Linked DNA regions of Homo sapiens: region 2 is linked to region 1. A link is an interaction called in ENCODE POLR2A ChIA-PET data of the cell type or tissue named here. Cell type or tissue: PC-3. All regions are shown on one strand. Each heading gives the region's core, and the rest is flanking DNA. Links, peaks and the distances in the headings are about the cores only.

Region 1 (8,340 bases), core at 284-8,283:
CAGGCTGGAGTGCAATGGCACAATCTCGACTCACTGCACCCTCTGCCTCCTGAGTTCAAGCGATTCTGCTCTCTCAGCCTCCCGAGTAGCTGGGATTCCAGGCATGCGGCACCATGCCTGGCTAATTTTTGTATTTTTAGTAGAAATGGGGTTTCGGCATGTTGGCCAGGCTGCTCTCAAACTCCTGACTTCAGGTGATCCACCCACCTCGGCCTCCCAAAGTGTTGAGATTATAGGCATGAGCCACCACACCCGGCTGGGAATCCTCATGTTGGGGGAAGCAGGTTCAGCTTGGGGAGTCAGAGAGAGAGTTATGAAGGAGAAAATAGAAAGAACTCTGTGATATTGGTTTGGAATAGGATATCTGTGTGGATTTATGAATATATGTGCCACACACATATATAATATACATACATACGCATACATACTTATTACCCAGATTTTGGCTTCTAAATAACATTTTTCACTGAAAGGGAACTAGGAATCCTTGGAGAAATGGCTAATTTCAGGACTGGGGCAGGGAAAGGATAAGATGAGTTCACAACACCTGGTGCCAAAATGCAAGGAAGTGCCCAAAGAAGGATGGGGACATGTCAAAAGGACACAGGAGCCACCTCAAAGTGTCCCCTACTGGTCAAACCAGGCACAATCTGAACATCAAAATAAATAGTAACAATGGATTACGACCTTTCTTTCTTTCTTTCTTTCTTTTTTTTTTTTTTTTTTTGAGATGGAGTCTCGCTCTGTCACCCAGGCTGGAGTGCAGTGGCGTGATCTCAGCTCACTGCAAGCTCCGCTCCCCAGGTTCATGCCATTCTCCTGCCTCAGCATCCCAAGTAGCTGGGACTACAGGCGCCCACAACCACGTCCGGCTAATTTTTTTTTTTTTTTTTTTTTTTTAGTAGAGACGGGTTTTAACGGTGTTAGCCAGGGTAGTCTCTATCTCCTGACCTCGTTATCCTCCCGCCTCGGCCTCCCAAAGTGCTGGGATTACAAGCGTGAGCCACCACACCCGGCCAGATTATAACCCTTTCAATAAAACAGGAAAACATGAGCTTATACAACTATAAAGAAAATAGGTTGGACATGGTGGCTCACGCCTCTAATCCCAGCACTTTGGGAGGCCGAGGCAGGAGGATTATTTGAGGCCAGGAGTTCGAGGCCAGCCTGGCCAACATGGTGAAACCCCATCTCTACTAAAAATACAAAATTAGCCAGGCATGGCGTTGGGCACCTGTAATCCCACCTACTTGGGATGCTGAGGCAGGAGAATGGCTGGAACCCAGGAGGCAGAGGTTGCAGTGAGCTGAGATCATACCACTGCACTCCAGCCTGGGCAACAGAGAGAAACTCTCTCTCAAAAAATAAATAAGAAATAAAGTTCAGTGAAGAGCAGGACTTTAAACATAGTTTAAAAGCACCTCGACTGGGGCACGGTGGCTCACGCCTGTAATCCCAGCACTTTGGGAGGCTAAGGCAGGCAGATCACGAGGTCAGGAGTTCGAAACTAGCCTGACCAACAAGGTGAAACCCCATCTCTACTAACAAAAATAAGCCGGGTGTGGTGGCACATGCCTGTAATCCCAGCTACTTAGGAGGCTGAGGCAGGAGAATTGCTTGAACCCAGGAGACAGAGGTTGCAGTGAGCCAAGATCATGCCACTGCACTCCAGCCTGGGCAACAGAGCAAGACTCCATCTCAAAAACAAACAACAAAAAAAGGCCTCTCCACAACAGACTTACACAAAGGGGGAAAGAATAACATTATATTAGAGAAGACTGGCAGACCACATTTTAATCAAATGATCAAAGTAAACATCACCAAGGATGGGACAAATTGCTATGCAACACCCGCTAGGATGCAATGAGAAGAATGCAGCCCCCCTTCCTTGATAGGTCTGCTGAAGACCCGTCCCCTGAATATAATGCTGCAGATCAGATTATGAGAGAAATGCAAATTGAGGGCAATTCGGTGAAGTATCTAGCCTGTAATCTTCAAAACTATCAAGGTCAGGAAAGCCCAGGAAAGATCAAGAAGCTGTTCCAAACTGAAGGAAACTAGAAAGACATGGTGACTCGTGCCGAATGATTGCAAAGCATGATTCCTTTTCTAAAGACGTCATTGGAACAATTGGCACGTCTTAAACAGGATGTCAGCTAAGATAGTAATGCATCATTGTTAATTTCCTGATGTTTAAGGTTGTACCTTGGTTTGCCAGAGAATATTTAAAGAAAATATATGCTACAGCATTCAGGGTGATGAGGCATCAGGCTGGCAAAATACTCTCAAATGGTTCAGGCAAAAAAAATTCTTCATATTCAACTTTGTACTTTTCTATAACTTTATGATTGTTTCAAAAATGTAAAAAGGCTAAAATTTAAAAAACAAAGGCAAAGTAAAGACATTTTCTTACTAACAAAAGCTGAGAGAACTTATCACTGGCAGACCCACACTACAGGAAACAAAAGGAAACACTCCAAATGCAAATGCCTCTTGAGTAGCTGGAACTACAGGCACATGCCACCATGCCCAGCTAATTTTTTTTTTTCAGTAGAGATGGGGTCTTACTGTGTTGCCCAGGCTGGTCTTGAACTCCTGGCTGGGGTCAAGCCATCCTCCCATCTCAGCCTCCTAAGTAGCTGGGACTACAGTCACGTGCCACCAGGCCCGGGCTAAGACACACTTTAAATATAAAAACATAGAAAGATAAACAGTCAAAAGATGGCAAAAGTTGTGTCGTGCAAATACTAACCAGATGAAAGGTGTGGCTGAAATAATAGCAAAGTAGACTTCGTGCCAGAAGTAGTAATGGAGTTGAAACATGACATTTCCTAATGATAAAAGAGTTAATTCAACAGGAAGACATAACAATCAGAAACTTGTATGTACCTAGTAAGAGAGCTTCAAAACAAATGAAGTAGAAAATAGAAGAAAGAGAAATAGGCGAATCTGTAATCATAGTTGGAGATTTTAACAAATCTCTTTGAGCAACTGATAGGAAAATCAGATAAAAGGTCAATAAGTATATAAAAAAATGAACAACAGAATTAATCAACTTGGCTTTACAGACATTTATATGGAACACTACACCCAGCAACTAGAGAACACACAATCTTTTCAAGTGCATATTTACCAAAATAGAACATGTGTTGGACTGTAAAGCAAGTCTTAACAAAGTTCAAAAGATGAAATCACGCAGGGATGATCTCTGACCAAAGTGGAAATAAACAAGAAATGAACAAAAGAAAGATTATTAGAAACCCCAAATGTTTGTGCGTTAAGCAGAATACTTCTAAATAACTTGCAGTCAAGAAAGAAATCGAACAGAAAATTAGAAAATATTTTGAACTGAATGCAAATAAAAATGCTATATACAAATACCTGAGATAAACAGCAAAAGCAGAGATTAGAAATTTGTAGTTTTAAATGCATACATTATAGGAGAAAACAGTTTAAAACCAGCATCTACATTTCTAGCTCAAGGAGCTAGAAAAATAACAACGTAAACCCAAGGAAAGAAGACAGAAGGAAATAAAAATAAGAACAAAAATTAATGAAATATAAAGCAGATACAGAACAGAAAAGTTTAGCAAAGCAAAGAGTGGATTATTGAAAAGATAATAAACTTGATAAACCCAAAAACAAGAAAAGAGACAACACATTACCAATATCAGCAATGAAGAAGATCATGTAGATATTAAGAGATAAAAAGAAGTTATCATTACCAAAAAAAAATCTATAATTCTGCAAGTTAAAGAACTAAGACTGGGCTGGGCTCAGTGGCTCATGCTTGTAACCCCAGCATTTTGGGAGGCCAAGGCAGGAGGATTGCATAAGCTCAAAAGTTTGAGACCACTTTGAGCAACATAATGCTACCCCATCTCTCCAAAAAAATAATTAGCTGGGCATGGTGGTGCAAGACTGTAATCCGAGTTACTCAGGAGGCTGAGACAGGAGGATTGCTTGAGCGCCGGAGGTAGAGGCTGCAGTGAGCCATGGTCACACCACTGCACTACAGCCTGGGTAACAGAGCAAAACCCTGTCTCAAAAAAAAAAAAAAAACAAAAAAAAAAAACACCAACCAAAAAAACCCTAAGACTAAACATTGATGAAGTCTAATTTACCTAATTTTTCTTTTGTTGCTGGTACTTTTGGTGCCATATACATGAGATTATTACCAAATCCAATGTCATGAAGCTTTCCCCTTAATGGTATTATAGTTTTAGTTCTTAAGTTTAGATTTTGATCCATTTTGAGTTAACATTGCACATTGCATAAGGTAAAGGTGCAACTTCATTCTTTTGCATGTCGATATCTAGTTTTCCCAATATCATTTGTTGAAAGGCTGTTCTTTTCCCCATTGTGTGGTCTCAGCATCCTTGTCAAAAATCAATTGACCAGGCCGGGTGTGGGCTCAAGCCTGTAATCCCAGCATTTTGAGAAGCTAAGGCAGGAGGATTGCTTGAAGCCAGGATTTCAAGACCAGCCTGGGCAACATAGAGAGGCTCATCTCTATAAAAAGTAAAAATAGTAGCTGGATGTGGTGGCCTTTGCCTGTAGACTCAGATACTCAGGAGGCTGAGGTAGGAGGATTGCTTGAGCCCAGGAGTTCAAGGCTGCAGTGGGCTATGATCGCACCACTGCATGCCAGCCTGGGCAACGGAGTGAGAACTTGTCAAAAAAAAAAAAAAAGAAGGAAATCAATTGACCATATAAGTAAGGGTTTATTTCTGAGCTCTCTATTCTACTTTCATTTTTAACAGTGTTTTTCCATATATGATTGTCCTTGTGCCAACACTATAGCATTTTATTTGTTTTTTTATTTTTTATTAAAAAATTTGTTTTTCAGACAGAGTCTCACTCTGTCACCCAGGCTGGAGTGCAATGGCGCAATCTTGGCTCATTGGAACCTCCGCCTCCCGGGTTCAAGTGATTCTCCTGCCTCAGCCTCCCAAGTAGCTGGGATTACAGGCACCTGCCACCACACCCAGCTAATTTTTGTATTTTTAATAGAGACGGGGTTTCACCATGTTGGTCAGGCCGGTCTCGAATTCCTGACCTCATGATCAGCCCGCCTCAGCCTCCCAAAGTGCTGAGATTGCAGGTGTGAGCCACCACGCCGGGCCCACTATAGCATTTTAATTACTGTAGCTTTGCAGTAAGTTTAGAAGTCAGGAAGTGTGAGTCCCTCAACCATTTTTTAAAGATTGTTTTGACTGAGGCTCCTTGCAGTTCTATAGGAATTTAAGGACCCACTTTTCTTTTTCTGTGAAGAAGCTATTGAAATTTTGATAGGGATTGCATTGAATGTGTACATGGCTTTGGCTTATGTATGTAATCTTTTAAAACACAGAACAATCGTATCTATTATTTATGGTCACACACCTATGTAGAAAGAATAAAACCCTGGACACACCAAAGTTGAGATGGTGGTTCCCCCAGGGGCGGTGGGGTTAAGTTTAGGGAGGGGAAAGGAACTGAGTAGGGATTCACAGGGACTTCGAATGTACCTGTAATTTTTTGTGTCTAAAAAATTGGAAGCAAACACTGCTATAATTGTCACTACTGAGCGGGTGAGAAATGGCCATGGCTAGGACTAGGCTTATCTCTCGTGTAAGGATGCATGACCCTTCCTTGGTCACCCCTCTCAACTTCTGTCCAACTTCCCAGGTTGAAGGCATGGAAACTGAAGCCCAAAGAGGGGCAGCATCGGGCCCAGGTCCCCACCAGATGTGTGAACGGAATCTTTCCACGGTGCCTGACAGCATCTCTGGATTAGGCAAGGCCCCTGAGGGAACTTGGAGCTGTACTTGCTCAGAATTCTGGGAGCAGAGGGTGGGCTTATGTGAGAGAAGAAGGGCCCTTAGAGCCAACGCCAGTTAGGAGCTTCTGCAGACCGCAGTGCAGGCTGGACACTGTGCAAGAAGCTTCAGGGCTGAGGGTAAGAGGCGGGTGGGGACCCCAGGGATAAGGGTGAAGGGTCTTTAGGGCCACTGGAGTAGCCCCTCAGGACTCACCCGAATCACCCATTTAGGAGCTGCAGAGTCACTAGGGAATGAGCTGCTCCACGTCCGTGAATGTGGTAGACGGAACAATGGCCCCATCAATGATGCCCACGTCCTACTCCGCAGAACCTGTGAACATGTCACCTTACATGGCAAAGGGACTTTGCAGAGTAAGAGGTTATCCCAGGTGACCCAGCTGGCCTCTATGTCATCAGGAGGATTCTTACTAGAGAGAGGTGAGAGGGCCAGCATCAGAGGAAGGAGGTGTGACAACAGGGGCAGAGGTTGGAGTGACGTGCTTTGGAGACAGAGGAAGGCCAAGGAGTACAGGAGATCCGTAGAAGTAGGAAAAAGCAAGGAGACAGATGCTCCCCAACACCCCCAGAAGTAGCCTGGCCCTGCTCACCTCTGGATTTTGGCCTTCTGACCTTCAGAGCTGTGAGGTAATAAGTGTGTGTTTTTATAAGCATTAAACTTGTGATTATTTGTTATGGCAGCAATAGGAAACGAATACCATGATTTTTCCAGAATATGTTATACTCAAGTATTGTGATAGTTTGTATCAAAAATGACTGTAACAACATTTCCAGTCCCACTAGCTTTTCCAGAGTTTTGACACTCCTCCATTAATGGTAGGGTCTATTCTCCTTCCTGTGAAACTGTGTGGGCCTCTGTGACTGCTTTGAGGAAAGAAATAGTGTGACTTTCAATACTCAATCATAAACATTGACATGGCCTCTGCCCAGGTTTTTTTTTTTTTTCTCTGGGACATGCACTTTGGGAGCCCTGAGTCAGCATGTTAGAGATCCACCTGCCCCGAAACCCCCGTGCTGGAGAAACCATGTGGAGAGAGCTCATAGGGACAGAGAGAAGCCCAAAAGCCTCCAGCCATGCAAAGCCCAGACACCAGGCAAGTGAGCCAGAACTTCATCCACCTGTCTTCAGGCTCCCCAGCTGCTGCTGAATGGAGCAGAGATGAGCTGTCCCCACAAAGCCCTGTCCAGTTTGCAGATTCGTGAGCAACACAAATGTCGTTTTAAGCCACTGAGTTTTAGAGTGGTTTGTTCCACAGTGGTGGGTGGCTGGAACAAGTGCCAAAGGCCCACCCATATCACCCCAGGTGAAACTCAGGGAACAAATCCAACCCAATGGAGGGTAAGAGCTTCCTGTCAATTTTCCAGTGTTCCATTCTCAAATAGAAACACATACACTAAGATTACCAGACCTATGAGGACAATTCTAACATAAAAGAAATAGATCAAAGAAAATAAACAAATGAAAACAACCTGAAAGAGCAGACTATGCAGAAAGAAGAAAACTTTTAAAGAAACAAACAAACCAGAAAAAGCCACCAAAACCAATAGTATTCACATCTTTAGATTCCTAAGGGAAGACACTACATCCATAACATAAGCACAAGATACTACCAAAAGGAAACACTCTGCAAAAGCAAGAACAAAAAGGGGGAATACAGAACATACAGAACAGAAAATGAAATACAAATCTTATAACAAGATGGGAAGATAAAGATATTACCCAGAAAGCAAGGTAAAAAACCACATAAATGGAAAGGAGAGAAAAATCAAATGGTGAGTAAGAAAGTGAGAACTCATCCAGGGAATCCAAAATGTGAATAATAAGGAATTTTAGGAAGAGACAATAGAGAAAATAGAGGGTAGAGAATTGTCAACAAACCGATTCAAGAAAATTCCCCCAAACTGAAAGACAGGCCCATCAGGGCCCCAGCACAATGGAAATGGAAAATGCAGACCCAACAAGGCAAACCAATGGGCACTTTTTGAACACCTGGGATGGAGAAGGTCATGTGCAAAAATTCAGAAATCAGAATTGTTTTGGCTTTCTGAGTAGCAGCCCCAGAAAGCTAGAGGGCCTTAGAGTAAAGCTTTCAAAACTACGAAGGAAAAGGATTTCCAACTAGATTCATTGTCTATTGCTGCATAACAAATTGCTCTGAAATTTAATAGCTTAAAACAACACACATTTGTTATCTCACAATTTCTGAGCGTCAGGAATTCACCAGCAGCTTAGCCAGGCTGTTCTGGCTCAGGGTCTCCCATGCGGTTGCAGTCAAGCTGTGTGACAGAGTTGCAGTCATCTCAGGGATCAGTAGGGCTGAGCATTTTGCTTCCAAGCTCACCCATGTGCTTGTTGGCAGGAGGCTTCAGGTCCTTGCACATTGACCTCTCCATGGGCTGCTCCAGATGTGGCCTCCCCCAGAGGGAGTGATCCAGCAGATCAAGAGAGCCCAAGACAGTCTTTTATAATCTAATCTCGGGAGTGACATTCCACCACTTCTGCCATGTCCTGTTAGTCA
Region 2 (8,340 bases), core at 81-8,080, 840 kb after region 1:
AATGAACCAGAAGGACTCTGGAATCAGGAGCATCATGTGCAGCTGATTAATTTGTACTGTACTAATTGTACAGGCAGATTATACTGCCTGTATTGTACAGACAGAGCCTGCATAATAAGAAAAAATCTACATAGTGAATAGGTAAGTCCTCTCCAATCCCTTCCTCTCACTCAGCTCTAAGAAGACTGGCAGTGAGGCTCTACAAACTCAAGACCTATAAAACTATATGGTTTTGAAAATTGTGTAAATGAATACGCCAATTACATGTACATACATACACTTATAAAATAAAACATATAGATCAAATTTAAAAGATAGATGTGTGTGTGTCACACATACACACACATATACATTTTTTTTTAAGTATGGCACACCTGGGTAAATAATTTAAATAATAAACACAAAGAGCAAATAATAAAAATTAAACCTGTCTTTCATCATCTCTGACTCCTTAAATATGGTAGCTATCCCTTGAGAAGCAAAGGAGACAGTTCTGGGATGAAATTTCTGGGTATCTATGAAAGTAGGAAGATGGGTACAGTAAGTGATGAGGAAGAGGCAAAATGGACACCTCCACAGGATGCCATATTGGCAGACTGTATTTTCCCAGTAAGTCCACGGCAACATTTCTGATCCCACATGATGATCCTCCACTTTTTATCAAGATGCAGTCTATTTCCTTTCACTTAACTCTGTGACAACCTTGACAAATAGAACATGGAAAAAGTAACATTACATGGCTTCCCAGGCCAGACTGGAAAGGCAATATAGCTACAGTGTGGCTCTCTCTCTAAAGATGCTCACCCTTAGAAACCAGCCACTGTGACCGGGCACAGTGGCTCATGCCTGTAATCCTAGCACTTTGGGAGGCCAAGGCAGGTGGATCACCTGAGGTCGGGAGTTCAAGACCAGCCTGACCAACATGAAGAAACCCTGTCTCTACTAAAAACACAAAATTAACCAGGCATGGTGGCACATGCCTGTAATCCCAGCTACTAGGGAGGCTGAGGCAGGAGAATCGCTCGAACCTGGGAGACGGAGGTTGCGGTGAGCCGAGATCGTGCCATTGTACTCCAGCCTGGGCAACAACAGCGAAACTCCGTCTCAAAAAAAAAAAAGAAAGAAAGAAACCAGCCACTGTGCTATGAAGAAGTCCAGGATATCAAGAGGTCATATATAGGTGCCTCAGCCTCAGCTAAGGTTTCAGGTAACAGCCATGTGAGTGAATAAGCCTTCGAATGATTCTAGCCTCCAGCCTTTGAGTCTTCCAGCCGAGGACTGATACATAATGGAGCAAAATTAAGCCTTTTGTGTGTGTGTGTGAATCTCTGACTCACGGAATCCCTGAGGACAATACATGGTTATTTTATGCCACTAAGTTTTAGGGTAATTTCTTACGCAGTCACAGTAACTAAAATAGGCTGGTCCTCCCAGCCCTTCCTTGTTCATCATACAGGCTAACGTTAATCAGCTGCACCAAAGTAAAAGTCAAGTCAAAAATTAGGGGTAAAAATCCTCATAGATTGAAGACATCAATCCATGTAGTACGGACACTATGCATTTTAAAGTATTTAATGCAAACATATTTAGTGAGTTGTTAATGCAAACATATTTGGTGAGATGAATTCTCATATCATGAATTCATTTAGTGACAATGAATTCACGGCATGAGAGGGACAATACACTCCATAGGTTGGCCACAGTAAATAAATGGTTATACCAAAGCCACAGTGAAAATAGGACTTGACATTGAAACAACACAAGCCAACACAAACCCAGTGATAACAGGCTTATCATTCCTATGTCCACAGCAGAGAAAAAGCAAGATCTAGTGAAGTTACATCAACTCCTTCATTACAAAAATTTCCCTCAGAAAATACAGAAACGGCTTTGATGAGATAACTACCAGATGAAACAAAGCAGGCTTTGGCAACATGAATATTTTACCTGTGGTGCAAAAATCTTTCATGAAAAGCAATGACTCCAATGCCTGGTAGTCTCCAAAGGAAACTGAGTAGTTCTCCTTCTTGGTGAACAGAGAAATGCTGGTGAACCTGGCAGCTGCCCACAAAGGATTTCTGAGACTTAATGGTACTAAGTGGACACAAGAAAACAAACACCAAAACTTTCAAACCCCCAATTAGTTTGCAGGCTGCCACATACCACTCCACAGGTTGTAAAGTACATAACTGGAGATCTATTCACATGGATTAAAAGATAAATAATCTACCTAAAAGTACAAAGCAACTCTTTTGGTTTGAATGGCTTGGGTTCAAATACCCAGAGGAATAAATATACCACATAACCAGCAATTTTTCATAAATATTGTTCCTCTTAAGTTTTTTGATGACCTGAGATAATGGTAGAGAAAGTTTCTAGCACCACAGAATGGTAAGCTTACTTACCATTCTAGGTAATATATCCAGGTCTATTGAAACTGCCAGCTAAATATATGTAATATATATTTTTAAAATATAAACATATAAAAGTACATTAATATATATGTCTTTCTAAAAGAGTAACTAGACAGCACATTGATTACTACACTGAAAAATACAGCATACTACTGTTAACTAAAGTGCTCAACAGAAAATTATGCTAGCTGAGAAACATACCAAACCTTTTTACAATATTTTGAAATACATTCAAAACTATAGTTAAAATGAAAACTAAATAGTAGCTAAATTTAAGCTAAGACAAAAGTTATTAAATTTATGCCTTTTCCAAAAAAGAATTCTAACACGTGAATAATAGGAAAAAAGGCTTATTTTCTTACATCAACTGTCTAATACATGAGAGTTTCTATTAAATAGAAATTTGTACGAAGTAGAATTCTCTTCACTTTATGTTATCTCTGTTTGGCAACCTATATTCCAACTATATATTAACAGATGATAGAATACAAAAGAAATCAAAAGTTTAGCTTTTTAGAAAAGCACACTAAATCCTAAATCTGTTGGGTATTTTAGATAATGTTGAAGGTATTTTTAATGATAATGATGTAATATTCACTACTCTGCAGCCCCTTTTTCAATGTGAAATAGCTTGGAATTTGAGATAAATTCATAATCCTGCTATATAGTAATACACAGAAAATTTTAAGCTTAAACTGGTAAATAAGAAAGATTCATTTTTTGTATTATTATACTTTAAGTTCTAGGGTACATGTGCACAACATGCAGGTTTGATACCTAGGTATACATGTGCCATGTTGGTTGGCTGCACCCATCAACTCATCATTTACATTGGGTATTTCTCCTAATGCTATCCCTCCCCCAGCCCCTAATCCCCCGACTGGCCCCGGTGTAAGATTCATATTTTATATTACTTAAAGATTTCAAAGTGTGGAAATACCCAAGTAATACAGCAGAAAACATCCTGAAAAATTTGGAAATACCAAAACATCCTGAAGAATAAGAATTCCAGTTTGAATACAGACTGCATATATTATTATTTTCATAAAGTTAAATTTAGGGATGTGGTAATTATGAGATTCTCGGAATACTGAAGTACTTACTTTCAAAAGGTTCAGGAAAAAAAAGTCATGTAGAGAGAAGGAAACATAAAGTAAATGTGCAAAATGTTAACACTGGGTCAATTTAGGTAAAGGGTATAAGGGTATTCATTATAATATTATTTCACCTTTTCCATATAGGTTGAAAAGTTTTTAAATAAAAAGGGAGAATACACTTTTATATGTATCAAGATATGTACAAGAATGTTCACAGCAGTATTATTTGTAAGAGCCCAAAGTGGAAACAAATCCAAATATATACCAACAATAAACTGGACAAGTAAATGGTAAATGAAAGGATAAGTAAACTATAGTATATTCATACAAAAGGGTACTACAGAGCAGTAACAATGAACTAACTACTGTTAACACACCACATGGGTAAAACTCACAAATAACGATGAGCAAACAAAGCTAGACACAAATAGGATGAACAAATATTTGTTAAATAAATATTTCAGACGATAGATAAGATCAGGGCTGTCATTTATTTTTGTTTGGCAAAAATTTTACTCACAGACAGTACAAGTAAAATTACCATGAATATGTATAAATTATTTAGAAGAACAAATTCTTTTCAGGCACCCTCAAGCACATTTATGAAAACCACACACATACTATGGATCTGCTCTACTAATCAAAATGCACACTGTTGGTTTCTCAACAACATCCAGTGAGCAACACTTTTTAAAAAGACCCAGTTTGAATGAGAGCATGCATCTAATACAATCCTGCACCAAAAAGACTTTTTTACTTGAATAAGACTTTTCAAACTGTACTATAATTTAATAATCCTAGTTTACATATATGTCTAAATTCAGACTTATAGCCAGAGATTATTTTTTAAAAGACACAAAATACTTACATTGACTTTGAAAGCTTGTACAGTGTTATCCAGAAGAAGGATGTTGCAAACCACTTCAGTATGCTGTCTGTCTCGGGCCAACTCTGATGCTCGTACATTGTAGGTTCTGCCAGCAGGCAATCGGAAACGTGAGGTCATTACTGTCCACACAAAGTCTAAGTTAAAAAAAAAAAAATTCACTAAATAAAAGGTTCGTAAAATATAAGCTGTAGTTTAAAAGGCAAAGTTATTATATATTTCTCAATTAAAACTTAGGTGGAAAACAGTTATAAATTTTGAAACACCAGAATAAGAATTGTAGGTATAAGTTATATATAGTTCATCATCAAACTAAAGTTACCACTGCTTTGAAAAAGAGGTTTTTTTTTTAACTGCTCCATCCAGAAGATTTAATACATAAATTTTTAAGGAAGTCATATTCCAATTCAAAATATGTAAACTTTGGAGTAGCCAAAAGGGGCGGGAAGATTATGCTGCCTCAGGAAGTTGGATATTACTCATTGATGCAAGTATTTTAAAGCACTGTAGAATGACAACAGGAGGAAAAATTATTTAATTTTGGCAGGCCCTTCCCTTTTTTAAAAAACTTAAGGTGTTGGGGAAACCAAGAAGTTTAAAAAAAAAAACAACCCTTCATTTTAACCATCCTCAAAATTCAACCTAATAGTATTATTGTTATTATTCCTAAGAAAACAAAATAGAAATGGTGACCAATCTTTGCTTCTGAATTTTTAACCTAAGAGATAAAAACTAGATGGCCTATAAAACAACAGAAATCACAGTGATATCAGCGATACTAGATGTTTAAAGACAATGAAGCTGTAGCTTCAAAGTTGTGAAAGAAAATTCTTTGAAACACTGACTTATATACCTAGAAAATTAACATTCATGGAGGAGAAAAAAAAACTCTTAAAACACTCAGGCATTTAAGGATTCAAACTTTAAAACACCTAACACTTCTGTCTTAAAGACAATTAGGTAAAGGAAACACACTAAACTAGAAGAAAGACTAGTATTTGGGATGTTTGAATGAGTAAGCAATAAGTAGTAAGCAGTATGAACAATGAGTAAGCAAAATATAATGAAAATAGTATTTCAAATCAGTGATAATACCTGGAGCTGATCTCTCACAGATTATTCATTTCAAAAGATTAAAGCTCAAAGTAAAAGTCATTGTTATATAAATATAAAAATAATGTAGGGGAAAAAAGTCTTACTATGTTGACAAGGAGACGCTTGCCAAGTAAAATTCCACAATTAAAAGACAGTGATTGGGCTGGGTGAAGTGGCTCATGACTGTAATCCCAACGATTTGGGAGGTGGGAGGATTGCTTCAGGACAAGAGTTTGAGACCAGCCTGGAAAACACAGGGAGGCCCTGTTTCTACAAAAAAGAATGTTTTAAAAATTAGCTGGGCCTCTTTTACATCGTTGAGCAGTGGTTTGTAGTTCTCCTTGAACAGGTCCTTCACATCCCTTGTAAGTTGGATTCCTAGGTATTTTATTCTCTTTGTAGCAATTGTGAATGGGAGTTCACTCATGATTTGGCTCTCTGTCTGTTATTGGTGTATAGGAATGCTTGTGATTTTTGCACATTGATTTTGTATCCTGGGACTTTGCTGAAGTTGCTTATCAGCTTAAGGAGATTTTGGGCTGAGATGATGGGGTTTTCTATATATACAATCATGTCATCTGCAAACAGGGACAATTTGACTTCCTCTTTTCCTAACTGAATACCCTTTATTTCTTTCTCTTGCCTGACTGCCCTGGCCAGAACTTCCAACACTATGTTGAATAGGAGTGGTTGAGAGAGGGCATCCCTGTCTTGTGCCAGTTTTCAAAGGAAATGCTTCCAGCTTTTGCCCATTCAGTATGATATTGGCTGTGGGTTTGTCATAAATAGCTCTTATTATTTTGAGATACGTTCCATCAATACCTAGTTTATTGAAAGTTTTTAGCATGAAAGGCTGTTGAATTTTGTCAAAGGCCTTTTCTGCATCTATTGAGATAATCATGTGGTTTTTGTCATTGCTTCTGTTTAGCTGATGGATTACGTTTATTGATTTGTGTATGCTGAACCAGCCTTGCATCCCAGGGATGAAGCCGACTTGATCTTGGGGGATAAGCTTTCTGATATGCTCCTAGATTCAGTTTGCCAGTATTTTATTGAGGATTTTTGCATCGATGTTCATCAGGGATATTGGTCTAAAATTCTCTTTTTTTGTTGTGTCTCTGCCAGGCTTTGGTATCAGGATGATGCTGGCCTCATAAAATGAGTTAGGGAGGATTCTCTCTTTTTCTATTGATTGGAATAGTTTCAGAAGGAATGGTACGAGCTCCGCTTTGTAACTCTTGTAGAATTCGGCTATGAATCCGTCTGGTCCTGGACTTTTTTTGGTCGGTAGGCTATTAATTATTGCCTGAATTTCAGAGCCTGTTATTGGTCTATTCAGAGATTCAACTTCTTCCTGGTTTAGTCTTGGGAGGGTGTATGTGCCCAGGAATTTATCCATTTCTTCTAGATTTTCTAGTTTATTTGCGTAGAGGTGTTTATAGTACTCTGATGGTAGTTTGTATTTCTGTGGGATGGGTGGTGATATCTCCTTTATGATTTTTTATTGCGTCTATTCGATTCTTCCCTCTTTTCTTCTTTATTAGTCTGGCTAGCAGTCTATCAATTTGTTGATCTTTTCAAAAAACCAGCTTCTGGATTCATTGATTTTTTGAAGGGTTTTTTGCGTCTCTATCTCCTTCAGTTCTGCTCTGATCTTAGTTATTTCTTGCCTTCTGCTAGCTTTTGAATGTGTTTGCTCTTGCTTCTCTAGTTCTTTTCATTGTAATGTTAGGGTGTCGATTTTAGATCTTTCCTGCTTTCTCTTGTGGGCATTTAGTGCTATAAATTTTCCTCTACGCACTGCTTTAAGTTGTCCCAGAGATTCTGGTACGTTGTGTCTTTGTTCTCATTGGTTTCAAATAACATCTTTATTTCTACCTTAATTTTGTTATTTACCCCGTAGTCATTCAGAAGCAGGTTGTTCAGTTTCCATGTAGTTGTGTGGTTTTGTGTGAGTTTCTTAATCCTGAGTTCTAATTTGATTGCATTGTGGTCTGAGAGACAGTTTGTTGTGATTTCTGTTCTTTTACATTTGCTGAGGAGTGCTTTACTTCCAACTATGTGGTCAATTTTGGATGTGGTGTGTGATGTGGTGCTGAGAAGAATGTATATTCTGCTGATTTGGGGTGGAGAGTTCTGTAGATGTCTATTAGGTCCGCTTGGTGCAGCGCTGAGTTCAATCCTGGATATTCTTTCTAACCTTCTGCCTCGCTGATCTGTCTAATGTTGACAGTAGGGTGTTAAAGTCTTCCATTATTATTGTGTGGGAGTCTAAGTCTCTTTGCAGGTCTCTAAGGACTTGTTTTATGAATCTCGGTGCTCCTGTATTGGGTGCATATATATTTAGGATAGTTAGCTCTTCTTGTTGAATTGATCCCTTTACCATTATGTAATGGCCGTCTTTGTCTCTTTTGATCTTTATTGGTTTAAACTCTGTTTTATCAGAGACTGGGATTGCAACCCCTGCTTTTTTTTGCTTTCCATTTGCTTGTTAGATATTCCTCCATCCCTTTATTTTGAGCCTATGTGTGTCTCTGCACGTGAGATGGGTCTCCTGAATACAGCACACTGATGGGTCTTGACTCTTTATCCAATTTGCTAGTCTGTCTTTTAATTGGGGCATTTAGCCAATTTACATTTAAGGTTAATATTGTTATATGTGAATTTGATCCCATCGTTATGATGTTAGCTGGTTATTTTGCCCATTAGTTGATGCAGTTTCTTCCTAGCATCGATGGTCTTTACAATTTGGCATGTTTTTACAGTGGCGGGTACCAGTTGTTCCTTTCCATGTTTAGTGCTTCCTTCGGGAGCTCTTGTAAGCCAGGCCTGGTGGTGACAAAATCTC

The links. Peaks named below come from ENCODE experiments on the same cell type or tissue, not always from the same donor. Only the 100,000 strongest peaks of a DNase experiment are listed, where the experiment ranks them.
Region 2: POLR2A ChIA-PET joins it to region 1 with 10 read pairs; 1 of 35 experiments calls an interaction of 5 or more read pairs at or near these places.

What each region holds. Positions count from the first base shown.
Region 1 is chr2:120,641,440-120,649,779 of GRCh38, reverse strand. No RefSeq gene overlaps it. Among named protein-coding and RNA genes, the nearest start is that of GLI2, 90 kb to the left of the region's middle. In PC-3, for the core only: no CTCF peak of the experiment used is centred there; a DNase peak (open chromatin) is centred at 2,099; H3K27ac peaks cover 1,028 bases.
Region 2 is chr2:119,806,031-119,814,370 of GRCh38, reverse strand. PTPN4 (protein tyrosine phosphatase non-receptor type 4) reads right to left here. Exons shown (of 27, transcript NM_002830.4): 2 at 4,380-4,534. The coding sequence starts at 4,517. Among named protein-coding and RNA genes, the nearest start is that of PTPN4, 50 kb to the right of the region's middle. In PC-3, for the core only: no CTCF peak of the experiment used is centred there; no DNase peak of the experiment used is centred there; H3K4me3 peaks cover 1,138 bases; H3K27ac peaks cover 1,958 bases.